Linked DNA regions of Homo sapiens: region 1 is linked to region 2. Evidence: read pairs that join two places in POLR2A ChIA-PET (ENCODE). Cell type or tissue: PC-3. All regions are shown on one strand. Links, peaks and the distances in the headings refer to the core of each region. The heading gives the core; the rest is flanking DNA.

Region 1 (5,401 bases), core at 79-5,078, 1.2 Mb before region 2:
GCTGGGTACCATGGCCTTGGCTCATTGCCTGGTCTTCAGGCCTCAGGCAGTAGACATTATGCCCTTAAGTAGCCTAGTGGGGGACCAGTCACAACACAAATGCATATAAGATTGTCACAAATTTCCATTAAAAGTCCAGCGGTTTAAATTTCTTTTCATCTAACTTTAGAAAATGCATGATAGCTACAACAAAGAGTAAATATACTTGCTAATATATATTAATAGAAAATTAATTTAGCTATATTCAGTGGCACCCATTATTGAAACATTCACACATATGTGCATGGCGTGCACACACGCACAGACACAATGGTACCCATTATTGAAACATGCACACATATGTACATTGTGTACACACGCACACACACACACACACAGAGACACCCCTACACACACCATATCATTAAACTTAAGAGTTGGTAGTTCATTAACTCAACAAGCAACTCAAGGACATATTGGTCATCCATCTATACCAGAAATCCTTTCAAGTCCTAGAAATAGATAGGATTAAATTATATTCCCTACTCTGCAGTGACTGCCATTGGCGTCAAGAGGAAAGGCACACAAAATCAACTAGGTAGTGTAACAAGTGCTAGAGAAGAATTAAGTACAAACCATTATGAGGACACAGGAGCATGAGCAATTAATTCCACCTGGTCCTTGTCATCACCCTTGAGTGTATCACATCTGAGTTTATACATATTGCAGGCCACAATATGACCATAGCCTCAAATAATTTTCACTTTCTTACCCAAATCCTCTCAAAATGCCTAGTCTGTGAAGTCATTGATATCTCTACAGTAAATCCTCACATAAGGTCATTGATAGATTCTTAGAAACTGTGACTTTAAGCAAAATGATCTATAACAAGACCGATGGTTACTGTAGGCTAATTGACATAAACAAGACGTATGTCCCTATGGCATACTTCTGGTCATTAAAACATATCCAAACTTCCAAATAAATACCAAAATACCAGGGCAACACACACACACACACACACACACACACCCTAACTCAGACTGGGAGTATATAGACATGCCAATGAACCAAATGTGCATATCTTTGAGATGTGGGAGGAAACCAGAGTGCCTGGAGAAACCCACACATATGTGGGGAGAACTTGTACCCTCCACACAGATGATGGCCCTGGCCAGGAATTGCTTTTTTTATTTTCATCCTCAACCATTATAACAAAATAACATTTAACAAAATGATGTTGAAGGAGAGGACATTATTCAAGGTCCTGCTGCACTTTCCTGTTCTAACAAGTCCATTTTCACCTTGTTCTCTAAAAAGCTAAATAGCTCAGCCGGGCGCAGTTGCTCACAACTGTAATCCCAGCTCTTTGGGAGGCCGAGGTGGACGGATTACAAGGTCAGGAGGCAGAGACCATCCTAGCCAACATGGTGAAACCCCAGCTCTACTAAAAATACAAAAACTAACTGGACTTGGTGGTGCGTGTCTGTAATCCCAGCTACTCGGGAGGCTGAGGCAGGAGAGTCGCTTGAACTAGGGAGATGGAGGTAGCAGTGAGCTGAGATCCCACCATTGCACTGCAGCCTGGGTAACAGAGCAAGACTCGGTCTCGAAAAAAAAAAAAAGCGAAATACCTCAATATCACTATCACTCCTCTCTCTCTATTGATTCTTTGCATCATTTTCACAGGAACTACCTGGGAAAAATCTAACTCTAGCTTAAACTCTAGCTTAATCCATCTGTTTAATTTGTTGACTGTAGGCTATGAAGTATTACTAAAGAAATGGATGAGTGAAACATAAATCCATGGTCTTTATGCTCAACTTAGTCCTCAATATAAGCCTGGACATTTTATCCATTCTAAGAACTTCAATTGTCATGGACATGTTTATGATTCTGAGAACTGTATTTCTAAATGAGATTATTTTATTTGGCCCTTTAGTTATTTTCTGGACATCTCCACTTATATCTTCCATAGCCACCTCATAGTATTGTATTCAAAATAGATGTCACCCTTTACTTAAATGACTAATCAATTGTTAGTGGTCAGGTCAGTTAGGGGAGTGGTACCAGCATGTTTATTGAATATATTAGCCTTTCTTTACAATAAAGCTTCTATAAGAAAGCACATTTGGAAATATCGCCTCTAGAGACCCAAGTTTCAAACTGTTAGTGGAAAAAAAATCCCATGGAAAATGAATAAAATTTTGATTTATAATCCAGTGAACATATATCTTAAACATTTCCAAGATTGTCTCACTTAAGTCTTAAGAAATTTGAAATTCAAATGTCAGAAGCATTCTCTAGATTGGGTATATTCTCTTAATCAAAGGATTATTAATCAAATTGATTAGCAGTTTGGACAGGAGGAAATTTCAGTTTACTAGACAGAGATTGACCCATCTTGCTTTTTGTTTCATAATGATTTGGAAACTATTACCAATAGTTAATTTTTGATTTGACATTTATTTAAAACTCTTAATCATTCAAACCATGTGTAGGAGTGTATTTTGTGTGTGTGCAGTGATTAACAAGAATTATAAGCATCTGTTCAAATCAGAGTTTGAGAAGAAACTGGAAGCAAAATGATGGTGGAGTGTGGTTAGTATTCTCATACTGATTGATCTTATTCATCAGAATGTCAGAATATGAGGTCATAAAAATGCATGATCTATTCATAGTAACAAAAATCATAATTATGTGTATTTTTCTAAGATTGTTGTTTTTTCTTATTATCTCCAAAACTACATTGGGTAGGACAATGCTTAATTTTCTGTACTGTTGGAGTGAAGTCACTTTATCTAATTTGTTAAGTAATGGATATCTTTTGAAGGTAACAAAAGAAAGATAATATTTAAAAAAATCTAAAAATTCCAGTGATGTCACTATACAGGAACAAATTCCTTAGGCTTTCAACTCAATACTTAGTTCTTATTGAGTTGCTTGAATTTAGTAATAATGTCTGAAGATGAAAGGAGAGACATTCTCTTAACTTTGCCTTTGGAAGAGGAAAACAGATTTTGTCATTATGGAAAGGCCCCATTGTAATGTAGTGTTGTCTTAGCATGGCCTAAATTAAGTAGTAGCTTTGCTACAGGTAGTAGAGTTTATTGCTAGTTTATTATGTGTATTGCCACTTGAGAAAAGAAGATGTGCTTTAGAAAAATCTAATTACATGTACTTTAGGTTAAGAATTGTATAAGGTCAGAAGCACAATTGTTCAATATTTAATATGTGATCAGAATAAATATAGTTTAAACATAGCAGGGTCAGCAGGGATTGTGCACACATTAAAAGGACCAGTCATTGGGAGAGTATCAAGTGCTTTATGTAAGCAATAGGAAAACCTTATAATTCAGCCACAATCAAAGCCACAAGTGAGTTATAAAGGTCTTTGCTTTCAAGTGAAATAAATTACAACATAGCTACACATGCTTGCTATGTACTGGCTTTATTCCAGTAAGAAGGCAAAAAGGTTTTATTTTCTTTCATAGTGGACAGTGTAAATAGTTTATTTGTTCTGGGTTCACTGTGTATCAGCTATTTTGTAATCTTTCAACTAATCTGAAAATTGCTACGAAAAACTCTCTCCATACTACTCCCTTTATCCTTTAAGTAAATATTAAATTTGAAAACAGCATAAAATTTTATATATTGCTATTTTGCCCAACCTGAGTTTACTTAGAGGTTTAAAGAGTCCAAAGTTCAGAGGTTTTTTTGAAGTGGGTGAAATACTCTAGTAAACAATCCACATGTTTTTCATGATACTTGACCGAAAATGTGAAAACAAAAACAAAATGAAGAATACCACAAAAGAACTTTTGAAAAATAATGGTCCAGAAATGAAATATTTACTTTAGAATGTCATGAAGACAACAAAGATATAAACTCTTTAAAGACGGAGAATTTTAATGTTTTGTTCACTATTTTTTTTTTGAAATGGAGTCTCGCTCTGTTGCCCAGGCTGGAGTGCAGTGGCACAATCTCAGCTCACTGCAACCTCCGCCTCCTGAATTCAAGGGATTCTCCCTGCCTCAGCCTCCTGAGTAGCTGGGATTACAGGCACCTGCCATAATGCCCAGCTACTTTTCGTATTTTTTAGTAGAGATGGAGTTTTGCTATGTTGGCCAGGTTGGTTTTGAACTCCTGACCCCAGATGATTCGCCCGCCTCGGCTTCCCAGAGTGCTGGGATTACAGGCGTGAGCCACCGCACTCAGCCCAGTAACGTATTCTGAGGGCCTAGAATTGTGCTGGCCATACTTTAGATAATTTTTAAAAGACTGATGAAGTGATGAAACCATGTTCTGAATTAAATGGAACTGTGAATTATTTCAATTTTTCTATTTCCTGTGAAATGCATTTGATTTTGTCAAATTACCAGCCTGATATCACTCTTAAAGAAAAAATAATCTGAGTAGAATAAAAACACACATAGTATCTATAGTAGTTTGAAATTCTCTTGATTAGTAGACTAGGGAAGGGAATCAGAATTAATATGTTCTGGTGATTATCGCATCCTCAAGGACTCATTAGAGTTTAAAGAAAATCCTCAGACTCACTGTTATATGAATAAAAAATATTAGAATAATGTTTCAAGTTTTTGATTAGCTCAGGTATTTAATATAGGAGAGAAAAATCCAAGTGTTAAATATGACTATAGGAAGGTAATCATCAAAAAGTGGTGAGAAACTCTCAACTGTATTTGTGTGGATCACAGAACCCTTAGAATTGGAATTAGAAAGTTAGAGGTCATTTACTGTAATCTTATATCAGAGGAAATGGTTTTTACTTCATTGCAATACACACAATTACAGTACCTTTTCATTTATCTGGAGTCTGAGTTACTGGAAAGCTCAACTCACTAATTTATTTTCCCCCTTGACTTTTATGAGAAAGAAAGAAATGACAAATCATAAGAAAGGTAATTAATACATTTGAAGATGACTCTGTGGTGCTTCGAGACCATGAAGTATCTTTTCAGTCATCAGAAAAAGACACAGTTATCATCGGTATCCTTTCTGTGCTCACTCTGGCTTTGTGAACAGGCATGAAACCTTTACCTCATATGGGTACTCTCCACTCTGGGATTTGCGAGTGTTAGATAAATAGGGAAAGACACAGTACTAAAATATTGCTGAAGGCAAGAGAAGAGAGGCACCACAGAGAAGGCAGTAAGCAGAAGCATGGAGGTTGTGAGGAATACAGGAGAGCAGCAAAAGTAAAACAACAACAGCTACAAAAAGCAAACCTGAGGGCCGGGTGTGGTGGCTCACACTTGTAATCCCAGCACTTTGGGAGGCCAAGGTGGGAGGATCACGAGGTCAGGAGATCAAGACCATCCTGGCCAACATGGTGAAACCTCATCTCTACTAAAAATACAAAAATTAGCCAGGCATGGTGGTGGGTGCCTGTAGTCCCAGC
Region 2 (5,401 bases), core at 100-5,099:
GCCCAAGTGTGTCCTAGGGGTAATGGTAAGCAGGGCCATTCCAACTCCTACTGCCAGGACCCATGTAATCTACCTTTTTGGGACACATCACTATATAATGGTTATTGTTTTAGTTTATACAGAAGTATGACACTCTATATTCACACAAAATCATCTCCAAATTAGTGTCTCAGTTGTTCCTTTAAATGTCATTCTATCATCCTCTGAGGATGAGGGTTTTTGGGTAGAGCAGTAAATAATATGATCAGTGATTCACAGGTGTCTTCTGCTGTACCTCCTTCACTGTAAATGCATTATTTGGTCAAATGCAATAGTATATTGGTTCCTGTGTCAGTCATTCAAACCCTATATAAGTTCTCAGATAATGGTGCTGGCTGAGGGCTGCAGACAGAAGAAAATCTGTAACTGGACTTTGTATGGAGTCCCATCCAGGCTGCTGCCTCTTCGAGGACGTGTGGGGTCAGTGTATAGTAAACATGTAGCCAAATAGCTAGCTGGTTTCCAACAGAGATTGTACTTTATTAGGATTCAATGTAAGTCTGTTCTGCTGACAGTTTATACATTGGGCTGGGGCAGTGCCTAAATCAGCCTATGCTGATACATATGCTGTTAGGTACATGAATACCTCCATCCCTGACACCCTGGCTACCCTCTTCACACAAACCTTGTGCTAGCATTAAGTGGCCAATGACACAATCTAGTAGATGTCAACTTGCTATGTTATTAAATGTTCTCCATTATTTAGTGGCCCCATAGTTTATGTTAATAGATAAGATAATCATTTCCACACCTTGTGCCCTTTTCTATAGGTATTTCACATGACTCTTCCCTGCAATCCTTTTCTACTGACCTTCCAGCCTTTCTCTTTCTAGACCCTGACCAGCCAATGCCTATTAACCATTTATAGTCAATGATTAAATCTTGCCTATAAATCTGTATACAGTCTTACCTCAGGCTACTTCTCTTTCCAGTGAAAAGATAACTGGCTGTATGACTTGATAGTCTGTCTTTGATTGGATATATATTTACCACTATTTTTCAGGGCCACCCCTGAGTATTGTTTTAGTGCACCTAGAGTCCATTTTTTTGCTCTCCTAAATTACCAGATTGACCCATATATGGACAAAGATTAACCTTTTTCTTTTTCTCTCAACAGCTTGTAAAGGACTCTATGCAACCATGCATTTGAGCTGAGGTGCAACAGTGATGATGACTTTGGGGTCTAGGATATTTTATCATACAGCTCGCTTGTGCCCTTTGGGCTATTCATGCCTAAGCCTACATGTACAACTTCCATCTTTTTATAAATTACTGTTGGTCGCTTAGTTGTGGACATGTGGTCATTTATCACAAGGACAAGTGCCCCAGTGTGAGGCCAGAAATATATATATATATATTTTAATTTTCTATAACCCTCTGGTATGTACAAAAAACAGAATAGTATTAAGCCTAACATGGGAATTAAATTTTGACACTTGTTACAACATAGATGAACCTTGAAGATATTATGCTAAAATAAGCCAGAGACAAAAAGACAAAGAGTGTATGATTTCATTTTTATGATTGCACCCGTAGTAGTCAAAAATCTTAGAGACAGAAAGTAAGATAGTGGTAACTAGGAGATTGGAGGAGGGACAAATTGGGAATTATCGTTTAATGGTTACATAATTTTAACTTGAGAAGATGAAATAGTACTGGGTATGGATAGTAATAATGATTCCACAAAAATATAAATGTACTTATTATATTTATTATTATTATTTATTATATATATTATTATTTATTATAGTGAACTATACACATAGAATATTGAAAATGGTTTTATGTTATATTTACCTCATTAAAAATATATTTTAAGTACAAAAAAGACAAAATATTCCTGTTTTCATATCATTTGGTTACTCAATTAAATAGCTGTATGACACCAGAGGGGAGGTCTGGGCAAATCATTTCCATTACAGGCTTCCTGTGACATTGCTGGGTCATTCTCGCTGGTGACCAGGATTTACTTACAGTCCATTGATTTTGAAGATATGGGCTTTATTTATTTTATTATATACATAGAGTTATACCATTCTTACTTAGGCTTAAGGATGCCATTTTTATTTAAGCATCTCCAAGCATCTCTCTGGTCAACTTTCTTAGCTGCCACTCCCACCTATTCACTCACTATGATAATTGGAGACACTGTCTTCTGGTGGTCAAGAACTGCCACCTGATCACGAATATTTTAAGATTCCATTATTTTCATTGTTATTAGAGAGCCCTCTATTCTAAGTTATTTACATAGTTTGGTCATGTAATCCTTGCAACACATCAATGAGGTAAGAACTGGTCTCGCCATTTTATGGTTGAGGACACTGAGTCACAGAGAGTTTATACAGCATTTGTAAAATACAGTAAGATATTATTAGTTAAGAGTACATCCTTGACAAATGCCCTGATAAATACTCATCAGGATCATTATGAACAAAAATAAAGAAATGTAAAATGCATGATATCTCAAATGGAAGCTTCATTCCCCTTTAAAAAAAAATGTAATCCATTTTGATCTGTTTGCATCATTCCTGATACGTGATATTCAGGATATAATTTTAAGATAAATGCTAAGGCTTATTTCTGTGAAACAAAGAAGGTCAGAAGATATTCAGCTAGGTTTATTTTTTTCTTTAAAAAGCTTTGTTTTACCAAGTAAACATTTTACTTTCAAGTGACAACAGAGCTTTAAAATGCTTTAAAGTGGTTATGAAGAGCAAGAAAGCAACTTCTCCAATTGACTCGTAAGACCTTACCCACGTATATAATGTTATTTGTGGTTCACCTCACTGCTTGTTGTTTTGCTTTTATAGTCTAAAATCCCATAAAACAGAACCTCAGAAAACAAATGACAGATTTACTTAAATATAAATGAGTGAGTAGTTATGATATCAACCAAATATGCTTAACGATATGTCTGGAGAGTCAGGTATCAAACAGGTCAAAGGGACTGTTCTTTCTATATAACAGATACATTTTATATCTATCTAATATAGATAGATATATAATATATAACAATATATGTAAATATACCTTTACCCTTTGAAAGAAAACCTCAATAATTATTTTTACACACACACACACACACACCCCTCAGTGTATGACAGTTTGTTTCTATATTATAGAAACATTATAAATAAGAAAGTGAAGACATCTGTGTATGTGTGAATAATATGGTCAAAGGACAATTAAGATCATACAATTTTATTTTAGGGAGATTATAAGGAAAATTTATTTGAAATGTATTCCAATCTATTTACCTAAATTCAGTCAAATTTTGATTATTTTCAGCTCTCTTAAAATGTATTTTGTATCTTGTTCATTGAATAGTAGTCTTGTTAAAAAGTTGTTAAATATAACAGTGTCCCATATTTAAATACAAATGAATTGTTTAATTCAAATTTTTATATTGTGCATATTTAAAAAAATCTATTTCTAACAAATGCCTACTGAAAGTTACTGAATTGATTTAGAATTTTAAAAATTTAATTTATTAGTATGATGTATGTACAAAATAAAAATTCCTTTTACGGTTACAAAATTCAGCTTGTAGGTATAGATTTTTTATAAACCACCTTTCATTGTATACAGAAAAATATGTAATTGGAGGATCATTTATCTTGAGACTTCTAGGTATGTCCTAGACTGATACAAACATAGAAACAATACATATGAATTATGTTTATTTGACAAATGAAGATTCAGAAGAAAATGTAGGATGTTATAATGTAGACAGTAAATGGCAATTTTATTAACTCCTCAGAAATGCACGTTCTCTTGTAATATTTTTTATGATTTACAGGGTAACAGTAATTGAATGATAAAAATCAGTGATTCATAAACCCTAAGAGCTACACAAACAATGTGATATCCTTCATTTATCCTTGTCCTTCAGCAGATAAGGAAACTAGGACCAAGAGAGTCCAATGAATTTCCTACAATTACAAAGTTTCTTAGTGGCAAATTAAAGAAATGAGTGAAGTTCTGACTCAGAAAAACATTTATTGTACTAAATTTTCTTATTATTTAGAAAAAAACTCACACACATTTAAAATATATATTTACCTTATTTCTACTATATACAAGATAAATACTCTCATTCTCCTTGAAAAAATATGCAAAAAGCAATAGTCAAAATCAACAAACTTTAGTGATTTGAAGGAAATAATATTTGAATTGGGATTAAACAAGAATATGACACATATTTAGTAAAAGAGCTGTTTTCTTGAGACAAAGATAATAGTAGAACAAGCAACAAAACAAAGCAAAACAAAAATACCTCTAGAAGCCCGGTATTTGAAAGCGTGAACCAGCCTAGTGCTCTACAATAGCTTTGTCAGCTTTAATTTTCTCATTTGTAAAATAAAGATAACAAATTATTTCATGGGATTGCTGTAAGCATCAATTATGTATGAAAATATGGAGAGTCTCTGGCATCTAAAGTATGCTCAATATTTAACATTCTGGTACACAAAAGGATGAAAAAATGTGGGTTGATATGACAGACCATGTCATAATTGCATAACTGTACCACTCCTTTTTCACATTAAAATTGGAAAATGTAAAAGACGTTTTAAAATTTTGTGAAACTTGACTTTTTCATAGTCGTATGCCAATTTTTTTTTATTATTATACTTTAAGTTCTGGGATACAAGTGCAGAACGTGTAGGTTTGTTACATAGGTATACATGTGCCATGGTGGTTTGCTGCACCCATCGACCCGTTATCTACATTAAGTATTTCTCCTAATGCTATCCCTCTCCTAGCCCCACATCCCCTGAAAGGTCCCAGTGTGTGATGTTCCCCTCCCTGTGTCCATGTGTTCTCATTGTTCAACTCCTACTTATGAGTGAGAACATGCAGTGTTTGGTTTTCTGTTCCTGTGTTAGCTTGCTGCAAATGATGGTTTCCAGCTTCATCCATGTCCCTGCAAAGGACATAAACTCATCCTTTTTTGTGGCTGCATAGTATTCCATGGTGTATATATGTGACATTTTCTTTATCCAGTCTATCGTTAGTATTTTTTATTCCATATTATCTGGGTCTCAGAGCACAGTATCTCATTCTCTGTTTTAGTACCAAATATATATTGAGGATCTATAAAGAACAGACAAATGACAAGGACAATACAGTATTATATTTTAAGAATTGTATCAGAAGCATAACCAAATGATGCTATGAAAGTCCAAGGAACACAAATTTATGCCAAAAGAGCAAAAAAGGAGTTAGAAGGCTCCTTGAGAAGGTGATATACTGGCGGAGTCTTGGAAGGGAAATTATGTTCTGGCAGCTGAGAGATCTCTTCCTAAGGAGAGTGCAGCATTGTCCTGGAAATAAAGGAAAAATGAAATACATTGGGGTCAGT

Evidence for each region. ChIA-PET counts read pairs that join two places held together with the same protein. Peaks named below come from ENCODE experiments on the same cell type or tissue, not always from the same donor. Only the 100,000 strongest peaks of a DNase experiment are listed, where the experiment ranks them.
Region 1: POLR2A ChIA-PET joins it to region 2 with 6 read pairs; 1 of 35 experiments calls an interaction of 5 or more read pairs at or near these places.

The regions. Positions count from the first base shown.
Region 1 is chr4:31,408,342-31,413,742 of GRCh38, forward strand. No RefSeq gene overlaps it. Among named protein-coding and RNA genes, the nearest start is that of LINC02501, 96 kb to the right of the region's middle. In PC-3, for the core only: no CTCF peak of the experiment used is centred there; no DNase peak of the experiment used is centred there; H3K27ac peaks cover 445 bases.
Region 2 is chr4:32,579,934-32,585,334 of GRCh38, forward strand. No RefSeq gene overlaps it. Among named protein-coding and RNA genes, the nearest start is that of LINC02353, 230 kb to the left of the region's middle. In PC-3, for the core only: no CTCF peak of the experiment used is centred there; no DNase peak of the experiment used is centred there; H3K27ac peaks cover 468 bases.